Linked DNA regions of Homo sapiens: region 1 is linked to region 2. Evidence: read pairs that join two places in POLR2A ChIA-PET (ENCODE). Cell type or tissue: Panc1. All regions are shown on one strand. Each heading gives the region's core, and the rest is flanking DNA. Links, peaks and the distances in the headings are about the cores only.

What was found. Peaks named below come from ENCODE experiments on the same cell type or tissue, not always from the same donor. Only the 100,000 strongest peaks of a DNase experiment are listed, where the experiment ranks them.
Region 1: POLR2A ChIA-PET joins it to region 2 with 10 read pairs; 4 of 35 experiments call an interaction of 5 or more read pairs at or near these places.

The regions. Positions count from the first base shown.
Region 1 is chr7:76,120,364-76,131,667 of GRCh38, forward strand. No RefSeq gene overlaps it. Among named protein-coding and RNA genes, the nearest start is that of SRRM3, 76 kb to the right of the region's middle. RefSeq lists enhancers at 1-205, 206-705. In Panc1, for the core only: no CTCF peak of the experiment used is centred there; no DNase peak of the experiment used is centred there; H3K27ac peaks cover 736 bases.
Region 2 is chr7:76,020,485-76,031,788 of GRCh38, forward strand. STYXL1 (serine/threonine/tyrosine interacting like 1) reads right to left here. Exons shown (of 9, transcript NM_001317785.2): 2 at 9,937-10,043; 3 at 8,158-8,219; 4 at 1,367-1,508. The coding sequence starts at 10,039. Among named protein-coding and RNA genes, the nearest start is that of STYXL1, 22 kb to the right of the region's middle. In Panc1, for the core only: no CTCF peak of the experiment used is centred there; no DNase peak of the experiment used is centred there.

The DNA of each region.
Region 1 (11,304 bases), core at 1,992-9,991, 100 kb after region 2:
GTTTTATATAAAACAGGGGGTAGCGGGGTAAGAATATATGTGTTTATAAATTAGAATAAAAGCACAGAAGGATACATAAGAAACTAATAACAAAAGTTCTGTGAAAGTAGGGGAGCAATAGGCCGGGCGCGGTGGCTCACGCCTGTAATCCCAGCACACTGGGAGGCTGAGGCGGGCGGATCACGAGGTCAGGAGATCAAGACCATCCTGGCTAACACGGTGAAACCCCGTCTGTATTAAACATACAAAAAATTAGCTGGGTGTCGTGGCAGGCACCTGTGGTCCCAGCTACTCGGGAGGCTGAGGCAGGAGCCACTGCGTGAACCCAGGAGGCAGAGCTTGCAGTGTGCCGAGATCGTGCCACTGCACTCCAGCCTGGGCGACAGAGTGAGACTCTGTCTCAAAAAAAAAAAAAAAAAAGTAGGGGAACAATAGCAGTGGTACTTAGGAACTAGATGGGCGAGAGACAAAGTAGAAAGGAAACTTCTAACCATACCTGTTACGTTTGAGTCATTTGGATATACTACCTATTTTTTTTAAGCACATAAATAAATCAGGTACAATCTAATTCAAAACAAAAAGGGCAACATCTTTTCTAAAATTCTTTTATGTAAATAAAAAACCAAAGACTGTGCTGACATCTGTATGATTAGGAAAAAATTCTTTATCAAAAATCCTTCTCTGTCTGATAATTCCGCTTCTAGTCATGATGGAATACTCTGATGGCATCAGGTTTACCCTACTATCTTAACAACTGAAGGGTGAGACAAATATATGAACAAAAGGTTTTCAGACATTGGATGACAAGCAAACAGCAGATTAACTCCTGAAAGAAGGGAAACAAATACAGTCTGTCCTAGAGTGTCCCAGCTCACTGCTGGGAGAGTTTTAAAGTCATGGCACAGGGAGAGGCCACTCAAACAGAGCCTAGCTGACTTGCTGAATTGAGGAGACAGCATTTGGAGTTCAGGGAGGCCGATGTGACCAGAATTTGCATGGCAAAATATCATGCAAACACTACGGAGGGGAGAGGGCTACACAGAAAAAGCTCCAGGTATCTGCAGAGGGTTCCCTTGAGTGTGGCTGAGTACTGCACATGCATATGAGGAAACTACCCAAGATGAAAGAACCACCAAGTAACATGTAGAACCACAGCACAAAGGACAGGAGGAAGAAATATAAGAATCTTGTTTAAGATTCTTATATGTAAAGTCGTATAATACTATTATTAAAAAAATTTTTTTCTGTAAAGTGGTATAAATATTATTTGAAGGTAAGTTAAAGACGTATTCTGTAAACCCCAGAACAACCAGTAACAAAAACCAAACAAAACCAAACAAACAGAACAAAGAGGTGTAGCTAACAAGCTGATAGTGGAGATAAAGGTGTGGTCATAAAGAAGGCAAAAAAAGAGGAGAAATGGAACTAAAACAAGATGAGATAAACACAAAAAGCAAGATGACAGGAGTAAAACTTCCCTTATCAAAAATCACATTAAATATAAGTGCTATAAACAGTCTGATTAAATGTCAGAGATTATCAGATTAGATTAAAAAACAAGACCTCACTTCATGTTGTCTGTAAGAAATTTACTTTAAATATAAAGATACAAATATGTTAAAAACTAATGAAAGGAAGAGGATACTCTGAAACAATGAAATAGAGCTTAAGTGGTTATACCAATGTTAGACAAAGTAAACTTAAGAACATGGACCATATTATCAAGAACACAGAGAGGTATCTCATCATAAAAAAGGGGTTAATTCTTCAAGAAAACCCAGCAATCCTAAATTTGTATATACTAATAACACTGCTTCAAAACACATAAAACAAAATTTGATAGAACTGAAAGGAGAAACAAATTCACAATGATATTTGGAGATTTCAATACTCCTCGCTTAGTAATTGACAGAGAGGTGATTTTTAAAAAGTCAGTAAAGACAGAAAACTTGAATGATGTTATCAACCAACTTGACCTACCTGACATTGATAGAACACTCAACCCAATAAAAACATAATACATATTCCATCTGACAAAATAATAATGGTAGCATAAACTTACATATAGGTAATGCCTGTTATGCACTAGGTACTTTTACAATGCTATTTTGTATAATCCTCACAAGTCTATCAGGTAGTACACTTATGATATTTACAAATGAGGAAGCTGGGGCTTGAATATGTTAAGTAACTTGAATAATGTTGCAGTCACTTATAAAGACTGGAATTTGAACCCAGGTCTGTGCGCTTAAATCCAAAGCCTGAGCTGTTGATTATGCTACAACTACCTCAGTAAGCCAAAGAGAGGACTGAAGACTCTTAGAATAACACCAATCCCTCTGACTTTAGAGGTCTGTACACCAGTCAAAGACAGGAAAACCCTACTCATTTCCTTTATTGCTTTGCTTATAACATGCTTCCCTCCCACACATACTTTTCCAAAGAGACACTTTTGCTTAAAAAAGAAAAAAAACTCCTTTTAAAATGTAAATGAAGATTAATTCTATTAGCTACTTAAGATCATACAAGTTACTAAAATCAACACTTTGTTGTTTTTCTCTAAGCTTGCTAAAAATCAACCCCTACTAAGAGGCCAGAAGTTTGGATTAGAGAGGGGAAAGTGAGAGACAGTTCAAGTGTTTGGTACACAGGGAGGAGGTGAGTTATGTTTGAACAGCCAATAGGGATTCAGTGTGTAAGGTGAAAGAAGTGAAGAAGAAGGAAACAGGGAAAAGAACAACCTCACCCACATTACAGTTTATAGTTTTGCCTAGGGCTCAAATGGCAAGTGCTTGCTCTTCAACTTAAAGTCACCTTGCGTTTTTTTTTTTTTTTGTTTTTGTTTTTAATCAGGGTCTCGCTCTGTCACCCAGGCTGGAGTACAGTGGCATGATCGCAGCTCACTGCAGCCTCAACCTCCCAGGCTCAAATGATCCTCCGACCTCAGCCTCCAGAATAGATGGGGCTACAGGCACTAGCCGGGCTAATTACTATCATTATTTTTAAGAGATGGGATCTCACTGTTACCCAGGCTGGTCTTGAACTCTTGGGATCAAGCAATCCTCCTGCTTCAGTCTCCAAAATGCTGGGATTACAAGCATGAGCCACTGGACCAGGCTGCACTTTATGTTTTTAATACAGAAACAAAGCTTGTATTTCAGGAATAGCAAGTAGACCATGATTATCAAGCCTTCCATTGCCCAATCTTTCTCTCTCTCTCTCTTTTTTTTTTTTTTTTTTGGAGAAGGAGTCTCACACTCTGCAGCCCAGGCGGGAGTACACCAGCGCAATCTCGGCTCACTGCAACCTCTGCCTTCCAGGTTCAAGTGATACCCCTGCCTCAGCCTCCCAAGTAGCTGGGATTATAGGCATGGGCCACTATGCCTGGCCAATTTTTGTATTTTCAACAGAGACAGGGTTTTGCCATGTTGGCCAGGCTGGTCTCCAACTCCTGGCCTCAAGTTATTTGCCCGTCTTGGCCTCCCAAACTGTTGGGATTAGGGGCATGAGCCTCTGCACCTGGCCGTCTCCATGCTTCTTCCACAGCCTGCAGAACCATGAGCCAAATGAACCTCTTTCCTTTGTAAGTGATCCAGCCTCAGGTATTCTTCTGTAGCAATGCAAAGGGATTAAGCCATTGTTTTATGTACCTTACAGGATAGTTACCAAATTCAGGAAAATTTACATTGATACAATACTTTTACTCAATTGAAAATCCATATTCCAATTTTCTCAATTGTTCACAATGAGCAGTTCACAATTTTCCCAGCCTTTGTTTCTCTCGGCATGACATTTCTGAAGAACACAGGCCAGGTATCTTGTTGAATGTCATTTAGATTGGGTGTCCTCATGACTGGATTCAGGTTGTTAAAAATTTTCAGCTTAGATATTTCATAAATGATGTTGTGTTCTCAAAGTGTCATGTCTGGAAGCACGTAACATCTATCCTTGCCCCATACATCCCCATTTTATAGTTACCATTTCTCCATTTATAATTAATGAATAATCTGGCTGGGCATGGTGGCTCACGCCTGTAATCCCAGCACTTTGAGGCTGCAGTGGTGGGATCACTTGAGGCCAAGACCAGCCTGGGCAACATAGCAAGACCCACCTCCCGTCTCCACAAAAAAAGGAAAAAAAGAAAAATAAATAAATACATAAATAATTCATAGGCAGTGAATTTGAGATCATGTTCATAACTTGTTTCCTAGGAAACTCGCTCCCCTCATCCCAGATTTAGCACCCAGATAAACTTTACCTGAATCAATTTTTACTACTAACATGACTATAACCTCTCTATTTTATTATTATTATTATTTTTTTTTTTGAGACGGAGTCTTGCTCGTTGCCCCAGCTGGAGTGCAATGGCATGATCTCGGCTCACCCCAACCTCTGCATCCCGGGTTCAAGCGAGTCTCCTGCCTCAGACTCCCAGTAGCTGGGATTGCAGGCATGTGCCACCACGCCCAGCTAATTTTGTATTTTTTTAGTAGAGACAGGTTTCTCCATGTTGGTCAGGCTGGTCTTGAACTCCCAACCTAAGGTGATCCGCCTGCCTCGGCCTCCCAAAGTACTAGGATTACAGGCATGAGCCCCTGTGCCGGCCGTATTTCTCTATTTTACTAGTTAAATTAACACATGGATTATGATTTTGTTCATTTATGGTCCTTATTTATTGATTTCTTCACTTTATTTTATTTTTTTTAAGACGGAGTCTCACTTTGTTGCCCAGGCTGGAGTGCAGTGGCACAATCTCAGCTCACTGCAACCTCCACCTCCCGGGTTCAAGCGATTCTCCTGACTCTGCCTCCCAAGTAGCTGGGATTACAGGCACGTACCTCCATACCTGACTAATTTGGTATTTTTAGTAGAGACGGGGTTGCGCCATGTTGGCCAGGCTGGCCTGGAACTCCTGACCTTAGGTGATCTGCCCACCTCGGCCTCCCAAAGTGCTGGGATGACAGTTGTGAGCCACTGTGCCTGGCCTTATTGTCCTTATTTATTTTGACACTCAAATTATCCCAGACTTGGCCAGTGGAAACCCCTCCAAGCTGGCTTCTAGATCTTCTGAAATGTCCTCGAAATATTGAAGGGGCCTTTTTTTCCCTGCCCCAGCCCCAGAATCAGTCATTTCTCTAAGAAGCCCTGGTTCACTTTAACGAATAAAGTGTTTAGAGTCTAAGGTCTGGGTGGTATTGGTATTTTAACTCTAAAAAAGAAAAGATATGCTTTGTAGGATTACTGTCTTCAGATCCATTTGTGAAAGAGGTACACAAGATTCTACTTGTGATGACAAGATTACAGGAGTTCTGAAAGAAAAGGGCACTTTGGAATGTATAAGCAAGTATCTCAGCTTGGCCAACCACTATGACTTCCTCACTCACCCAGACTGTGGAGACTAAAACACTTTAACTGAGTCTTCACAGTCAAGATTTACTTTCTCTGAAGGCGTATCCAACTCTAAAAGAATGTGAAAATAGTCTTCAAATTCCATAGAAGTTTATTTGTATTTTGTCTGCTTCCAAGCTGCTATGTATGGCGTAAAAGCTTTCCTTTATGCTACTAATAGAAACAAGTAAAATACCAAGAGCAAGGGCATCATGGACTAAAGAAGATAAAGAATACAGAATCCAAAAAGTCTGTTTCTAGTCTAGGCCCAATACATTAAAACTGCACTTAGGCTAACCTTATCCAAACACAATGGCCAAACAAGTAATCAGTGTGAAATGCAAAATTTACCTGGCTAAGTTATATTAAGTGATCTGTGAAACAAAGACATAATGGAATCTTCTTTTCTAACATAAATTTTTAAATGCTTTAAGGTCTTTATCCCCAAAAGCTTTCTACTGACAAAAAGCAACTAAAGAACAAAAAATAGAAAGTACAAATCTACCATTCGAAAAGATGGGGGGCGGGGGGAAACAAGAACAAAGGTAAAAACCGTTCTGCATACATATTTTTAAAATAAAAGTCACTTGGATTGTTTCTTTTTTTAATTAATTAATTTTTTTAGAGATGGTGTCTCACTCTGCTGCCCAGGCTGGAATACAATGGCACAATCACAGCTCACTGGAGCCACTAACTCCTAGGCTCATGTAACCCTTCTACCTTAGTCTTCCAAGTAGCTGGGATTACAGGTAGGTAGAAGCCACTGCACCCAGCTCCAGAATTGTTTCTTTTTAAAGTACAGACTCTGCACTAAATTGTAAATCTTCTTTCCATAGTATCATGCACACTGTACAGAGGCTTTTGGGACATAGGTTTTTAAAATCACCAAGGGGAGTCAGCGAATATAAATGACAATTACGTACTTAAGTAACAGAAACTTAATTATATATATATATATTTACTATTTATTATACACATTAAATAACCTGGGTTTCTGAAGTATACACATTGAATAAAGGAATATAATGGAAAAATATTGACCCAGGAGTTAGGAGACCTGAGTTCTCATACACAAACAGATTGTGCAACCTTGGGTAAATCAGTTAACATTTATGGACTTTCATATTGTCATCTGCAAAATGAGGCTATTCGAGCTGATAATTTTATAATTTTTTTACTATTTCATCTGTTATAAATACTTATCATTTCACTACGTATCATCAAGAAACAGACTTTAAGCTAAATAGAAATGAAGGATCTTAATAATAAATGGCCTTTAGCTCCCTGCAAGATTATTCTATCAGAAGAATAACTTGCATTTTAAAAAAGCTAACACTTACTGGAGATCTAACGTGTGTGTCGGGCACTATGCTAAGCTCTTTACATATGTCAACTCATTGAATCCTCATCACATATCTCTGATAGGTATTACTGTCCCTCAGTGTGGACAAGACTTGGAGTTGTTAGTCCGCCCAGGGTCACAAAGGTGGTAAATGACAAAGCTAGGACTCAAACCAGGAGTGACTCCAAAGTCACCTTACTAACCACCTGGAAATTTCACCTCCTAATAAATAAATCATGAGCCGAATACATACTTATTTAATCTCTGGCAGGTGCTAATTTTTTTCCCCTTTTTAGTAGAGACAAAATAGCTACAACTGGCAGCCAACCAAGAAACAACCAAATTAATCATGTAATCATGCAGGTGGTTCCGGATAATTTTTGTATTTTTTGTAGACATGGGGTTTCACCATGTTGCCCAGGCTGGTCTCAAACTCCCAAGCTCAGGTGATCCATTCATCGTGGCCTCCCAAAGTGCTGAGATTATAGGCATGAGCCACTGCATCTGGTATCCATGTCTTAAGGAGAAGTGTGTTTTTGGTAAGCAATATTTCCTTTTATTTCCTTATAATAAAACAAAAGGAAACAGCAAAAGTCACAAAACCTAGAAGATTGGCAAGGGTCTTAAGGGGTAACACTGTCTTATTATTCATTCCCCTGCCTCCAGGGGAGAACTCATTACAATTACCCCAGGGTAGGAACTGGGGAGCAAGAGAGGGGGCTCCCAGAAAACAGGTCTTCTGACAGCATCAGTGTCGGTTCCCAGTCTCCCTCATTATTTCACATTGACTGCATAACTCTGAGTACCAACATAAATTTTCGGAGACCAAGGCCTAACGACAAAGATTCTTTCTTGCTTCATGTTGGGCCATTTCAACTGGCTTGTCTGCTCAATTGTAGAACACCTGTGACTTACGTGACAATCTTCTTGCTGGTTATATGGCACTTTAAGAAGCCGGGTGAATATGATCACCTACATACAAACCCATGCACTGGAAAACAGCTACTATGGCTCACTTTCATCCCCCCAAGAGCCCAACGTGGGCTTTTTCCTATATGCTCTCAATACACTTCCCCAAGACACAAGCTGTCTCTCAAATAAGCTCTCGGGCAGAAAATCTCTCTCTCAGATGACTTTCAAGCCTAGAAATCACCATTTCTGACAAGCTATGAACAGTGAGGGTATTATGCCACAGAACAAACCAAGATCCACAAATGCACAAAAAACAAAACATCCAAAGAGACAGTCACTTGGATAGGCATGAATTTCATAAACAAAACTACCTATTTCAATTCTCTTGACTCCTCCTACAGAGTAAACAAATTTCTCTAAAACACAATGTCTTTTGACCAAAGAGAGTATGGGTTTCATATATTGTCTGACCCTCAAACCCAATTTCAGTCTCAAATCTGAGCTGATGTTCTCAAAAAGTTGACAGAAATTACAAAGCTGAGCCTATAAGCATTTTGGATCTACTCTGTGTCTCACTCAGGCAGAGAAGAAAAAAAAGAGTATCAGAACATTACCCTTCTTTGATCCGACCCTGGAAGACGCACTGAAGATTTCTTCACTGTGGTAACCTCGTGGGTCTTCTCGTTGGTTTTCTTTCCTTCAAACTTGGAGAATGTGAGGGATTGGGCCCCTTGGCTGCTCTGACTGCTGGCAAAGGCCTCTTCCTCCCACTGGAGTCTGCAATTCAAGAGAGGATTAGAATGATCTAGATATTCTCCAAGATTTCTCTGTATCTGAAGGTTATTACTCCATTTATTCAGGAGGATCTAAAGATTTTAGAACTAGAGACTAAATATGCAAAATCAGTCTGAGGTCTCACATAGCTACAGGATGGACTGCTCTTCATGCACTACAGATTTCAAATGGGATCTTCTCATGCTCATTCAGCAACTGCTCTAGGGTTACATGAAAGAAACCAAGTCTAGTCCTTTTCCCCAACAAGCTCAGTGAAATAAAGAAAGTCTAGTCCTTTTCCCTAACAAGCTCAAGGTTGGAACAAACAAAAAGGTAAGTAAACAACTGCTATATAATGGGACAGCTGCTACATCAGAGAGTAAAAATTGAGTGCTGTGAGAACACAGAAAAGAACAACGCAATCTGCTGGAGGAGTCTGATGAGGCTTTACAACGGTGCTGTTTGGGGTGAGTCTTAAAGGACAAACAGGATCCTTTTTTTGTTTCTGTTTTTTTTTTTTTTTTTTTTTGAGACAGTGTGTCACTCCATCACCCAGCCTGGAGTGTAATGGCACGATCTCAGCTCACTACAACCTCTGCCTTCCAAGTTCAAGCAATTCTCATCCCTCAGCCTCCCAAGTTATTGGGACTACAGGCACACACCACCACGCCTGACTGATAAGGATGATTAGGATTCTACGTGAAAGGACATTCCAGGAAGAAGGAACTACGAATGTGCAAGCCTGTGGTTTGCTTCACAACAAGCTGAATGTAGCCAGAGCACTGGCGTGTGATGAACTGTGATGCTGGCTACACAGGAAGGCACCAGAGGGTAGGGAATCTTGATTGCTAAGCCCATTGCTAAGCCTATTCTGGATTTCATCATGCGGTGGGGAAGCAAGAAAGACTGTAAATCCAAAAAGTTATTGTTGTCAGATCTGTGCTTTAGAAAGATCATGCAGGTAGCTGTAAGAACAACTTGAAGGATAGAGAAACCAGAGACATGGACAGGAATTAAGAGTATATTATAAAGGTTTAAGTAAAAGAAAATAAATACCTGGAAAAGAGGAGTAGAAAAGGTAAAATTCAAAAGACTTTTCTAAGTTGGAACAAACAGAACTTGGTCAAATTGTAGGTGCCAAGGGAGGTTAAAGAGAAATCAAGAGTGAAACCAAGGTTTTTTAGCTAACTTGGTAAAGAATGACGCCATTAACTGACTCACGAGAAGGGTTAGGAGGAAAATGTTCAGAATGGGGAGAATAATAAATAAAAGCAATAAATTTGGCTTCGGATTAGCTGCATGTGAACCATCTGTAATAAATAACAAACACAGGCCGGGTGCGGGGGCTCACGCCCTTAATCCCAACACGCTGGGAGGCCAAGGCGGCTGAATCACTTGAGCTCAGGAGTTTGAGACCAGCCTAGGCAACATGGTGAAACCCTGTCTCTACATAAAATACAAAAATTAGCTGGGCATGGTGGCATGCTCCTGTAGTCCTAGCTACTTGGGAGGCTGAAGCAGGAGGATCACTTGAGCCAAGGAAGCAGAGGATGCAGTGAGTTGAGACTGCACCACTATACTCCAGCTGGGGTGACAGAGCAAGACCCTGTCTCAAAACAAAACAAAACAAAAAACCAAGCACTATCTATAAGACAGTGGTTCTCCAAGTGTGATTCCCCAGACAGCAGCAGCAGCATCACCAGGCAACTTGTTAGAAATGCAGATTCTCTAGTCTTACTCCCAAATTACTAAAATCAGAGACTCTAAGGGTAAGGTCCAGCAATCACTGCTTTTACAAGCTTTCCAAGAGATTTAGCAGGGTCACAATTAAAAGCAGTAAGAAATAGAAACAAAAATCACAGGTGGAGGTGCTAAGTCTGAGGATGGAATCAGGACACCTCTTTCTCTGGAACAGACAAGAAGTTAATATAAAGGTATTAGTACATTTTTATGTGGCAAGGGGAGGAAGCTGAGGCAGTTGGTGCCTAGTGCCCTCTACTGTTTTTGAAACAGGATCTGCTACTGACAGCATCAGGCATGCAGTGGAAACCCTGAGGAGATCATTCATGTTCTGGGCTAAAATTTTCTCTTTGATTGACCACAGTCACTGAAAGCAATGTGTAATTTCTAATTCTCTGAGTTCACCACAGATGCCAGCAAAATAGTCACTCAACAAATATTGGCTGACTGGATGAAAAAAACAAAAAAACTACCAAGAAGATTTGGCAGAATTCCATTTGACTTTCTTCTGTTGAAGCAGTTTTAGAATTTCCAAAATGCTCTGGCAAAGAATTAACATTATTCATGGCATTTTATTAGTTCCTATGCTCACTAGCCATCCCATCATTTAATTTTTTTTTTTTTTTTTTGAGACAGAGTCTCACCCTGTCACCCAGGCTGGAGTGCAGTGGCACGATCTCGGCTCACTGCAACCTCCAACACCTGGGTTCAAGCAATTCTCCTGCCTCAGTCTCCTGAGTAGCTGAGATAACAAGTGCGCACCACCACGCCTGGCTAACTTTTTAAATATTTTTAGTAGAGATGGGGTTTCACCATGTTGGTCAGGCTGGTCTCAAACTCCTGACCTCAAGTGATCCTCCCGCCTCAGCCTCCCAAAGTGCTAGGATTACAGGCATGAGCCACTGCGCCTGGCTCATTATTTAATTTTTAACATCACTGTATTTCCAGATAATATAAACTGCCTTTGACTAATCTAATTTTTAAGGAAAAGTTAAATTTCTATAATGCAAGGACTATGTATACAAGTCAACAGATTTCTACTACTGTGTTTTATCACTGAGCTACATGCCACGCTGAATATATTAAAAGAACAAGGGAAATAATGCTTGATGAGTGCCATTTGCAAGCCCTGCACTGGGTACATCATA
Region 2 (11,304 bases), core at 1,429-9,428:
GCTTTAATGTTCTGACTTGGGGCTGCATGCTCTCGTGCCACTACCCAATCCCTGGGGGACAGGACAGAGCCAAAAAGGCCTGGGTTTGAATCCTGGCCCCACCACTTATAGGTGTGGTGGTTTAAAAATATGTCCACAACACTTTTAAAAGCTTAAGTCTCAGGCAACACAGCAAGACCCAGTCTTTACAAAAAGTAAATAAATGAGCTGGGTACCTTATCTTGCCATATCACCCAGGCTGGTCTTGAACTCCTGGGCTCAAGTGATCCTCCTGCCTCAGCCTCCCCAAGTGCTGGGACTACAGGTATGAGTCACTGGGCCTGGCTTCCTCACAGCTCTTGATGTTAGTTAGCGTCCTTGTAAGCTGTTCTGCAGATCCAAGTAAAGCCCTTGGTTCCTGGTGCATGGCACACATGGAACTGTCCCCATAAACTTTGTGAAATCAGCAAAGAAGGGAGGGGAACAAATGAAAATAAAGCAAGCTTGCAGCACATTCAGCATTCATCACTAAGTCACCTTGCTTGCTCTCCAACCTGCTTGCTCACAGCTGTTTGATGTGTATTGTCCTAGAATCACATAAGACCCTGTTACAAGAATTTTTTTTTTTTTTTGAGAAGGAGTCTCGCTCTGTCGCCCAGGCTGGAGTGCAGTGGCGTGATCTCCGCTCACTGCAAGCTCTGCCTCCTGGGTTCACGCCATTCTCCTGCCTCAGCCTCCCAAGTAGCTAGCAGGGACTACAGGCGCCTGCCACCATGCCCGGCTAATTTTTTGTGTATTTAGTAGAGACGGAGTTTCACCGTGTTAGCCAAGATGGTCTCAATCTCCTGACCTTGTGATCCGCCCGCCTCGGCCTCCCAAAGTGCTGGGATTACAGGCATGAGCCACCGCGCCCGGCCAAGAATATAGTTCCCCTTAACTGCTCTGTAGGTGACAACTTGAACATCATGGAACACTGTTTTCCCTTTGAGATATTCTTTCAGGTCCCGCGTACTGATGAAACCACTGACATCAGCTGGTCTGACGGGCCCCACAGGAGCTGACTCACCAAAGAACGCAGTTTCCACGTCCTGATTATTTCATCCCCCTTTCCTCAACCAATCAATGACCCCAACTTTCCAGTCCCTCACCCTCCCCAATCCCCTTAAAAACCCCATTCCAAACTCCTTGGGGAAATGTATTTGAGGGCCTCCTCCCATCTCCTTGCTCGGTATCCAGTGATCATGAAGCTCTTTTTCTGACGCAAACCCTGCTGTCTCAGTGTCATTGGCCTGTTCCCGTGCCATGGGCATATGAACCTGTTGGTCCTATAACAAATTTGTTCAATAGCCGTTAACTATTATTCTTGCTGCTGTTGCATAAAACCCACCTTTGCCATCACCATCAGAGTCTGAATCATCATCATCATCTTTTAAGAGTATCTCCAGGGTGCTGCTGTTGTTATCATACACCACGCAGTACTTCACACACTCCAGGTCCACAGACTCCGGGAGAAGATATTCATTATTTTTCTTAAAAAAAAAAACACACACACACAAGAGAGGCCTGTTGGTGGGCAGGTTCGGTTGAGCAGAGACTCCCTGCATAGCAGCACTGGGAGGAGCTAAGACCGCACTCTCTCCCCTGACTATACACACAGGCCCAGAAGCACTGAGACAGTGGATGGAGAGTCTGTTAAATCCCAAGGATCCTCCACAACTGTGTTCCCTTCTGAGAAAAGCTGACCACAGCTGACTGGACCAGAGAGAAGTGCCTGACCAAAGAACAGCTGGTCTGCTGACTGATCCACAGCCTATTAGGTACCCTGGTGTCAGAGAAACCATGGTCAATTGAATTAGTGATATCCTTTCTCATGGGGAGAGTGTTTGGCAGTGGAGATTGAATCCAGAAATACCAGACTGGATGCAGTGGTTTGCACCTGTAATCCCAGCACTTCAGGAGGCCAAGGCAGGAGGATTGCTTGAGGCCAGGAGTTCCAGACCAGCCTGGACAACAGCAAGATCCCCGACTCTATGAAAAAAAAAAAAATACAAAAATGCCAGGCATAGTGGCATGCGCCTGTAGTCCCTACTACTCAGGAGGCTGAAGTGGACGGATCACTTGAGCCCAGGAGGCGGAGGCTGCAGTGAGCTGCGATTGTGTCACTGCACTCCAGTCTGGGTGACAGAGCAAGACCCTGTCCCAAAACAACAACAACAAGACAAAAAACACCCCAAAAAAGGACAGTAAGTAGACAGTGTGTAGAAGCAGAAGTCATGAGTGAGCAGAAGGAATGAGATAGACTAGAAGATCAAATGTGGCTGGCCATGGTGGCTCATGCCTATAATCCCAGCTACCTGGGAGGCTGAGGTGGGAGGATCGCTTGAGCCCTGGAGTTCAAAGCTGCAGTGAGCTATGATTGCACCACTGCACTCCAGCCTGGGTAACAGAGTGAGACTATGTCCCAAAAAAACAAAAATAAAACAAAAACAAAACAAAACAAACAAACAAACAAAAAACCTCATGGATCATAAGATGTACTAACAATTTAACCAGGAGTGTGCACAAAAGAGGGACTTACTGGCAGGTAACACTCCAGGGTAAGGCAAAGATGCAGCCGGTTTCCAAACCTAAAGCAGCTGGCTTTAGGACCCAGAGACCCTAAAGCCCAGACTTCCTTCGGGCTCTCTTCCTCTCTGCTTCCCACTCCACCCCTCCACACTGACTTCCCCTTCTCAGACAGCTTCCTCCAGAGGCTTAAGTCACGAACCCCAGCAATGCTCAGACTCCCATCTTCCCAATTCCACCACCAGGCTGGACAGAGACACCTTTCTTCTAATTCCAATTCTGATTGGCTCAGCTTTCATCCCAGACCCAGGACCAATCACTGTGGCCAGCGTTCTGGATATTATTTTATTTTAGAGACAGGGTCTCACTCTGTTGCCCAGGCTGGACTGCAGTGGTGCAGTCACCGCTCACTGCAGCCTTGAATTCCTGGGCTCAAATGATCTTCGCACTTCAGCCTCCTGAGTAGCTGGGACCACGGGCATGCACCACCATACTTGGCTAATTTATATATTTATATCTATATATATAGATATATTTGTAGAGACAAAAAAAGCCGGGTGTGGGAGGGTGCACATGTAGTCCCAGCTACTCGGGAGTCTGAGGTGAGAGGATCACTTGAGTCTGGGAGGTGGAGGCTGCAGTGAGCTATGATTGCATCACTGCGCTCCAGCCTGGGTGACAGCAAGACTTGTCTCAAACCAACAAGGCCGGGCGCGGAGGCTCATGTCTGTAATCCCAGCACTTTGGGAGGCCAAGGTGGGCGGATCACCTGAGGTCAGTTCGAGATCAGCCTGGCCAACATGGTGAAACCTCATCTCTACTAAAAATACAAAAATTAGCCAGGTGTGGTGGCACACGCCTATAGTACCAGCTACCAAAGAGGCTGAGGCAGGAGAATGGCTTGAACCCGGGAGGCAGAGGTTGCAGTGAGCCGAGATCGCGTCACTGCACTCAAGCCTGGGCAACAGAGTGAAACTGTCTCAAAACAACAAGAACACCACCACCACTTAAAAAGAAGGCAGTAAACAGATGCCTTCTCAGGTCCCACTGTGTTGTCCAGGCTCGTCTCAAACTCTTGAGCTCAAGCAAACTCCCCACCTCGGCCTCCCAAAGTGTTGGGATTACAGACTTAAGCCACCGTGCCTGGCCAGAATATTACTTTAGAGAGCACCACTAGAAACCCATGGTTTGAGCAGAGAGAGGAGACGTTCCCCTCAAAAAGGGGGAGGTGTTGGGCAGAAAAACAACCGATATTCACCACACCCACTTTTAGGGAAAAAGACACTACCATATTAAAAGTACAAATCAGGCCAGGCCTGGTGGCTCATGCCTGTCATCCCAGCACTATGGGAGGCTGAGGAGGGAGGACTGCTTGAGCCCAGGCGTTCAAGACCAGCCTGGGTAACATAGCGAGACCCCATCTCTACAAAAAATACAAGTTAGCTGGGTGTGGTGGTGCACACCTATGGTCCCAGCTACTGGGAAGGGTAAGGTGGGAGGACTGCTTGATCCTGGGAGTTTAAGGCTGCAGTGAGCTGTGATGGTGCCATTGCACTCCAGCCTAAGCGAGAGAGTGAGACCCTGTCTCAAAACAAAACAACAAAACAAAAAAAACAAAACAAAAAAAAGCCATACAAATTGGCCAGGTGCGGTGGCTCACACTTGTAATCCCAGCACTTTGGGAGGCCAAGGCAGGCGGATCACAAGGTCAGGAGTTTGAGACCAGCCTGACCAATATGGTGAAACTCCATCTCTACTAAAAATGCAAAAATTAGCCAGGTGTGGTGGTATGCGCCTGTAGTCCCAGCTACTTGGGAGACTGAGGCAGAAGAATTGCCTGAACCTGGGAAGCGGAGGTTGCAGTGAGCCAAGATCGTACCACTGCACTCCAGCCTGGGCGACAGAGTGAGACTCTGTCTCAAAAAAAAAAAAAAAAAAAAATTCAACAGTACGACATATTCTGTTTTCAAAAAAAAGTTACAGTATGGGATACATGTGCATCATAGAAGGAAACATGGCAGCACAGTGCTGCTAAGGTGTCAGGTGAGAGTGGAAGTGTACTGGGAATGAGGCTGGAGACAGAGGTGGTCAGATCTAAGAAGGCTGAGAACACGGGCGGGAGGGGGGTGGGGCTGGGAGCCTTTCTGTCCTGCTAGGGCTGGGAATGCCCTGAAGGCCTCAATCTGCTAACTGGGAAGCTAGAGAGGGAAGGCAAGAGCCAAGAGTGCGCCACTGCACTCCAGCCTGGGCGACAAGAGCAAGACTTTGTCTCAAAAAATAAAAATAAAAATTAAAAAAAAAAAGCTATCAGTCTGAATTGGAGACGCTGAGGGGCAGAGGCCCAGAGCAGGAGGTGCTGCCAGAATCAAAGAAATGCACAGACTTGAGAGCTGAGTGGGAATAGAGGCCCATACATCATGAGGGGCTCTGAATCGGTTGCAGCAAAAGGCCTGCAATGGGGATTAAGAGTAAGATTATGGGCCTGGTGTGGTGGCTCATGCCTGTAATCCCAGCACTTTGGAAGGTCAAGGCGGGTGGATCACCTGAGGTCAGGAGTTCAAGACCAGCCTGGCCAACATGGCGAAACTCCATCTCTACTAAAAATATAAAAATTAGCCAGGTGTGGTGGCGGGTGCCTGTAACCCCAGCTACGAGGGAGGCTGAGGCAGGAGAATCCCTTGAACTTGGGAGATGGAGGTTGCAGTGAGCTGAGATTGTACCACTGCACCGGGCAGACAGACAGAGCAAGATTCTGTCTCAAAAACACAAAAAGACAAAAAGACAATAATGATGGATTTGTACGGGGAAATATCCTGGAAAAATACAGCCTGCCCATGCTCCCTGCTGAGTTATTGAGTTATGTGCAGAAAAAGCAGCACAGAGGCCGGGCGCGGTGGCTCACGCCTGTAATTCCAGCACTTTGGGAGGCTGAGGTGGGCGGATCATGAGATCAGAAGATCGAGAGCATCCTGGCTAACACGGTGAAACCCCGTCTCTACTACGAATACAAAAAATTAGCCAGGCATGGTGGCGGGCGCCTATAGTCCCAGCTACTCGGGAGGCTGAGGCAGGATAATGGCGTTAACCCGGGAGGTGGAGCGTGCAGCGAGCTGAGATTGCACCACTGCACTCCAGCCTGGAGGACAGAGCAAGACTCTGTCTCCAAAAAAAAAAAAAAAAAAAAAAAAAAAAAAAAAAAAAGCAGCAGAGACAGGGTGTGGAAAAGTACAGCGGGAATGGGGAGGAAAGGGGAATTTTAGAAGACAAAGTTTTATTTTATTACTTTTGAGACAGGGTCTTGCTCTGTCGCCCAGGCTGGAGTGCAGTGGTGCAATCAGCCTCCTGGACTCAAGTGATCCTCCCATCTCGGCCTCCCAAGTAGCTGGTACTACAGAGGTGCCCCACCACACTGAGTTAATTTTTCAATTTTTTTGTAGAGACAGGGGTCTTGCTATGTTGCCCAGGCTGGTCTTGAACTCCTGGACTCAAGCAATCCTCCTGCTTCGGCCAACCAAAGTGCTAGGATTACAGGAGTAAGCCTCCATGCCCCGCCCAAAATTTTAGATGTAAACTTGCCAGGAATGCTAATTGCATGTGGATATGTCATTGCAGCTGTAAGCTCCAGTGAAATCTCTGGCAAGAAAGTACCCTGACAGATGTGGAGATCAAGGACAGACCAGCAGTTACATTCAGGTGGCAGAAGGAGAAAATGAAGGTGAACCAAAGAGATAGAAAATAAACCAGGAGGCCAGGCTCACGCCTGCAATCCCAGCACTTTGGGTGGCTAAGACAGGCAGATAACGAGGTCAGGAGTTCCAGACCAGCCTGGCCAACATGGTGAAACCCTGTCTCTACTAAAGATACAAAAAAAGATAAGAAAAAATTAGCCAGGTGTGGTGGCGCACGCCTGTAATCCCAGCTACAGGCTGGAGGCTGAGGCAGGAGAATCATTTGAACCTGGGAGGCAGAGGTTGCAGTGAGCCGAAATTGTGCCACTGCACTCCAGCCTGGGTGACAGGGAGAGATTCTGTCTCAAAAGAAAAAAAAAAAGAATAAAGAAAAGAAACCAGGAAAGTCAAAGAGAACCTCCAAGTTCAGGGCAGAGAATTTGATCAGGACTGCAGAGGGGAGAGACGGGTCCTGGGCAAAGGCTGCCAGGCTTCACAATCATGAGGGAGAAGACACCCTGGAGGCGTGGGGAAAAGGTTTCGCTGCAGTAGGGGACATGGTGACTGTGTGCAGGGCTCTGTCCACTCCTCAGGATGGGGAAGGGAAGAGGGGACAGGAGGGGAATGGAAGAGGGGAGGGGATGGGAAGGAAAAAAGGGAGATGCTTCCATCTTTGGATTATAGCCAATTATCTCTAGGGTTTATTGTCTGTTTGCTAAATAGAAGAGAAGGTCCATGACAGCCTGGGCAACATAATAAGATCCTGTCTTTAAAAAAAAAAAATTAGCATGTTGGCACAAGTCTGCAGTCCCAGCTACTCAGGAGGCTGAGATAGGAGGGTTGATTGAACCCAGGAGTTCAAGCCATGATTGTGCCACTGCACCCCTGCCCGGGTGACAGAGCAAGACCCTGTCCCTAAAAATTTACAACATAAAGCTCCAAAAATAAAGATAAAAATGAAAAAAATATATAAAAACAACACATAAAAACAGAAAAAATAATTAAAAACAACAAAAAAAGAAAGCTCCACAACGGCAGGGACAATGAACTCAGGCTGTTGTATTCTGTTGTATCCCCAGGGTCTGGAACAATACCTGGCATATCAAGGAATTAAATCAATATTTGGCCAGGCTTAGGCGGCTCACATGTGTAATCCCAGCGCTTTGGGAGGCTAAGGCAGGAGGATGGCTTGAGTCCAGGAGTTCAAGAGCAGCCTGGGCAACACAGTGCAACCCCATTTCTATAAAAAATACAAAAATTAGCCAGGCCTGGTGGCATTCCCCATTGTAGTCTCAGCTACTCTGGAGGCTGAGCGGCGTAGGATTGCTCGAGCCCAGGAGATATATATATATTTTTTAGACCAACACTCACTCTGTTGCCCAGGCTAGAGTACAGTGGCGTGATCTCAGCTCACTACAAACTCCGCCTCCCAGGTCCAAGCGATTCTCATGTCTCAGCCTCCTGAGTAGCTGGGACTCAGGCGTAAGCCACCACACCTGGCTAATTTTTGTATTTTTAATAGAGATGGGGTTTCACCATGTTGGCCAGTCTGGTCTTGAACTCCTGACCTCAGGTGATCTGCCCGTCTCAGCCTCACAAAGTGCTGGGACTGCAGGCATGAACCACCATGCCCAGCCAAGCCCAGGAGTTTAAGGCCGCAGTGAGCTATGATTGTGCCACTGCACTCCAGCCTGGATGACAGAGCGAGACCCGGTCTCAAAAATTAAATCAGTATTTGTCTAATGGAGTTGTTGACCATTCTTGGGGGATGGGAGGACACCTGAGAAAATGTGTGAGGGTGAGAGGTGTGGAAGACCACCACGGTGGGCACATAGAAAACAGTCCTGCTTCTGCTGCCCGCTGGATTGAGGGTGAAACTTCCCACTCTTCCCCACCCCACTGCAAGGTAGCCAGCCTGCCCCAGATCCTGACGCTGCCCATGTACCTTCTTCACTCGAAGGGCAGTGATCACATGGCTTTCGTCATACTCCCATTTGGAACGGACATCTGGAAAGGAAACGTATTTAAGAACTGAATTTGCAAAGGAACATACGACCAAACTACTCAGAGGACCTACGTCGTCATCAACGTCTATTTGTTTGGCAGTTAAGGGATAGTCATTGTCAGTTTAAAACTTGAGATGTGGGGCTGGGCGCGGTGGCATGCACCTGTAACCCCAGCACTTTGGAAGGCCGAGGCAGGTGGATCACTTGAGCCAGGAGTTCAAGACCAGCCTGGCCAACACGGCGAAATCCCATCTCTACTAAAAATACAAAAATTAGCCGGGCGTGGTGGCAGCGCCTGTAGTCCCAGCTACTCACGAGGCTGAAGGAGAATCACTTAAATCTGGAGGCTGAGGTTGCAGCAAGCCAAGATCACACCATTGCACTCCAGCCTGGGCAACAGAACAAGATTCTGTCTCATAAATAAATAAAAATGGTAAGGGGAAGGAAGAAATCAAATTTGAAGTGAGCTCACACTAAATCCCCATCCAGGTTGGAGTGCAGTGGCATGATCTCGGCTCACTGCAATCTCCGTCTCCTGGGTTCAAGCGATTTTCCTGCCTCAGCCTCCCTAGTAGCTGGGACCACAGGCACATGCCACCACACCCGGCTAATTTTTGTATTTTTAGTAGAGACGGGGTTTCACCATGTTGGCCAGGCTGGTCTCAAACTCCTGACCTCAGTTGATCCGCCCACCTCGGCCTCCCAAAACACTGGGATTACAGGCACAAGCCACCACACCTGGCCTCTTAACAGCTTTCTAAAGCAGCGATCCCCAATCTTTTTGGCACCAGGGACTGGTTTCATGGAAGACAATTTTTCCACGGAACAGGGCAGTGGGCTGGGGGGCGGGGATGGTTTGGGGATGACTCAAGCCCATTACATTTTTTGTGCATTTCTATTATTATTACATTGTAATATATAATGAAATAATTCTACCATCATGTAGAATCAGTGGAAACCCTGAACTTGTTTTCCTGTGACTAGACGGTCCCTTCTGGGGGTGACAGGAGATAGTGACAGATCATCAGGCATTAGATTCTCACAAGGAGAGCGCAACTTAGATCCCTTGAATGCACACTTCACAGTAGGGTTTGCGCTCCTGTGAGAATCTAATGCTGCTGCTGATCTGACAGCAGGTGGAGCTCAGGCGGTAATGCAAGCGATGGGGAGTGGCTGTAAATACAGATGAAGCTTCTGCTTCACCTGCTCACCTGCTGCTCACCTCCTGCTGTGCTGCCTGGTTCCTAACAGACCACAGACTGGTACTGGGGGTTGGGGGTTGCGGACTTCTTTTTTATTTTTTTTTTTCTTTTTTGAGACAGGGTCTCACTCTGTCACCCAGGCTGGAATGCAGTGGCCCAAATCTCGGCTCACTCCAACCTCCACCTTCCAGGTTCAAGCAATTCTCATGCCTCAGCCTCCTGAGTAGCTGGGATTACAGGCATGCACCACTGCAGCTAATTTTTTTGTATTTTTAGTAGAGATGGGGTTTTGCCCTGTTGGCCTGGCTGGTCTTGATCTCCTGGCTTCAAGTGATTCGCCCACCTTGGCCTTCCCAAGTGCTGGGATTACAGGCGTGTGCCACCACACCCAGCCCAGGGATCCCTGTTCTAAAGTCATTCACTGCCCCCCACCCCGCCAAAAGTTTGTTAACTCATCAAAAATAATGTTTGAAGGACACTGTGTTTGACCTCCTCCGCTTTTTTCCAAGTACTTACCCAATAAACAGAGATAGTTGGGGTCTGTTAATCTGGAGAGTTTTGTGGCCTGATTCAGGATGTTGTAAAGCTCTGTTGGTTCACATAAAAGCAAACCAGGCATCCTGCTGGGAAGAATCAATAACACACAAGGGTAACATAACTCTATTTTAGATGAATGACCACAAAGTAATATAATGAATTAAACTCTTTTTTAACATACCTTCAAGCAAAGATGACAGTAATCATGTAAATGATCAGGAATGCTTCAAAACTGTATAGTGAAATATAGTGCGCAGAGGAGAATAAAATCTTAAATACAACATATCTAGCCAGGCGTGGTGGCTCACGCCTGTAATCCCAGGACTTTGGGAGGCCGAGGCGGGTGGATCACTTGAGGCCAGGAGTTCAAGACCAGCCCGGCCAACAATGGCAAGACCCCATCTCTACTAAAAAAAAAAAAAAAAAAAAAAAAAATTGGCCAAGAGTGGTGGCTCACACCTGTAATCCCAGCACTTTAGGAGGCCGAGGCAGGTGGATCACCTAAGGTCAGGAGTTCAAGAGAAGCCTGGCCAACATGGTGAAACCCTGTTTCTGCTAAAAATACAAAAATTAGTCAGGCATGGTGGTGCACATCTATAGTCCCAGCTACTCAGGGGGCTGAGGTAGGAGAGTCGCTTGAACCCAGGAGGCGGAGGCTGCAGTGAGCTGAAATCATGCCATTGCACTCCAGCCTGGGTGACAGAGCGAGACTCTGTCTAAAATAATAATAATAATAATAATTAGCCAGGCATGGTGGTGCACACCTGTAATCCCAGCTACTCGGGAGACTGAGGCAAAAGAATCACTTGAACCTGGGAGGCAGAGGTTGCAGTGAGCCGGAATCATGCCATTGCACTCCAGCCTGGGGGACAGAGTGAGACTCTGTCTCCAAAAAAAAAAAAAAAAAAAAAAAAAAAGTAATATATTGAACTTCAAACAAAGATGAGAGTAACCAAGGAAGTGATCAGGAGGGCTTCAAAAATGTATAGTTGGCTGGGCGCAGTAGCTCACGCCTGTAATCCCAACACTTTGGGAGGCCGAGGTAGGTGGATCACCTGAGGTCAGGAGTTTGAGACCAGCCTGGCCAACATGGTGAAACCCCATCTCTACTAAAAATACAAAAATTACCTGGGAATGGTGGCAGGCACCTGTAATCCCAGCTACTTGGGAGGCTGAGGCAGGAGAATCACTTGAACCCGGGAGGCGGAGGTTGAAGTGAGCCAAGATTGCACCACTGCACTCCAGCCTGGGCTACAGAATAAGACTCCATCTCAAAAAAAAAAAAAAATGTGTAGTGAAATGTGGGCAGAGAATAAAATCTTGAATACAACGTTATCTGAGCCATAT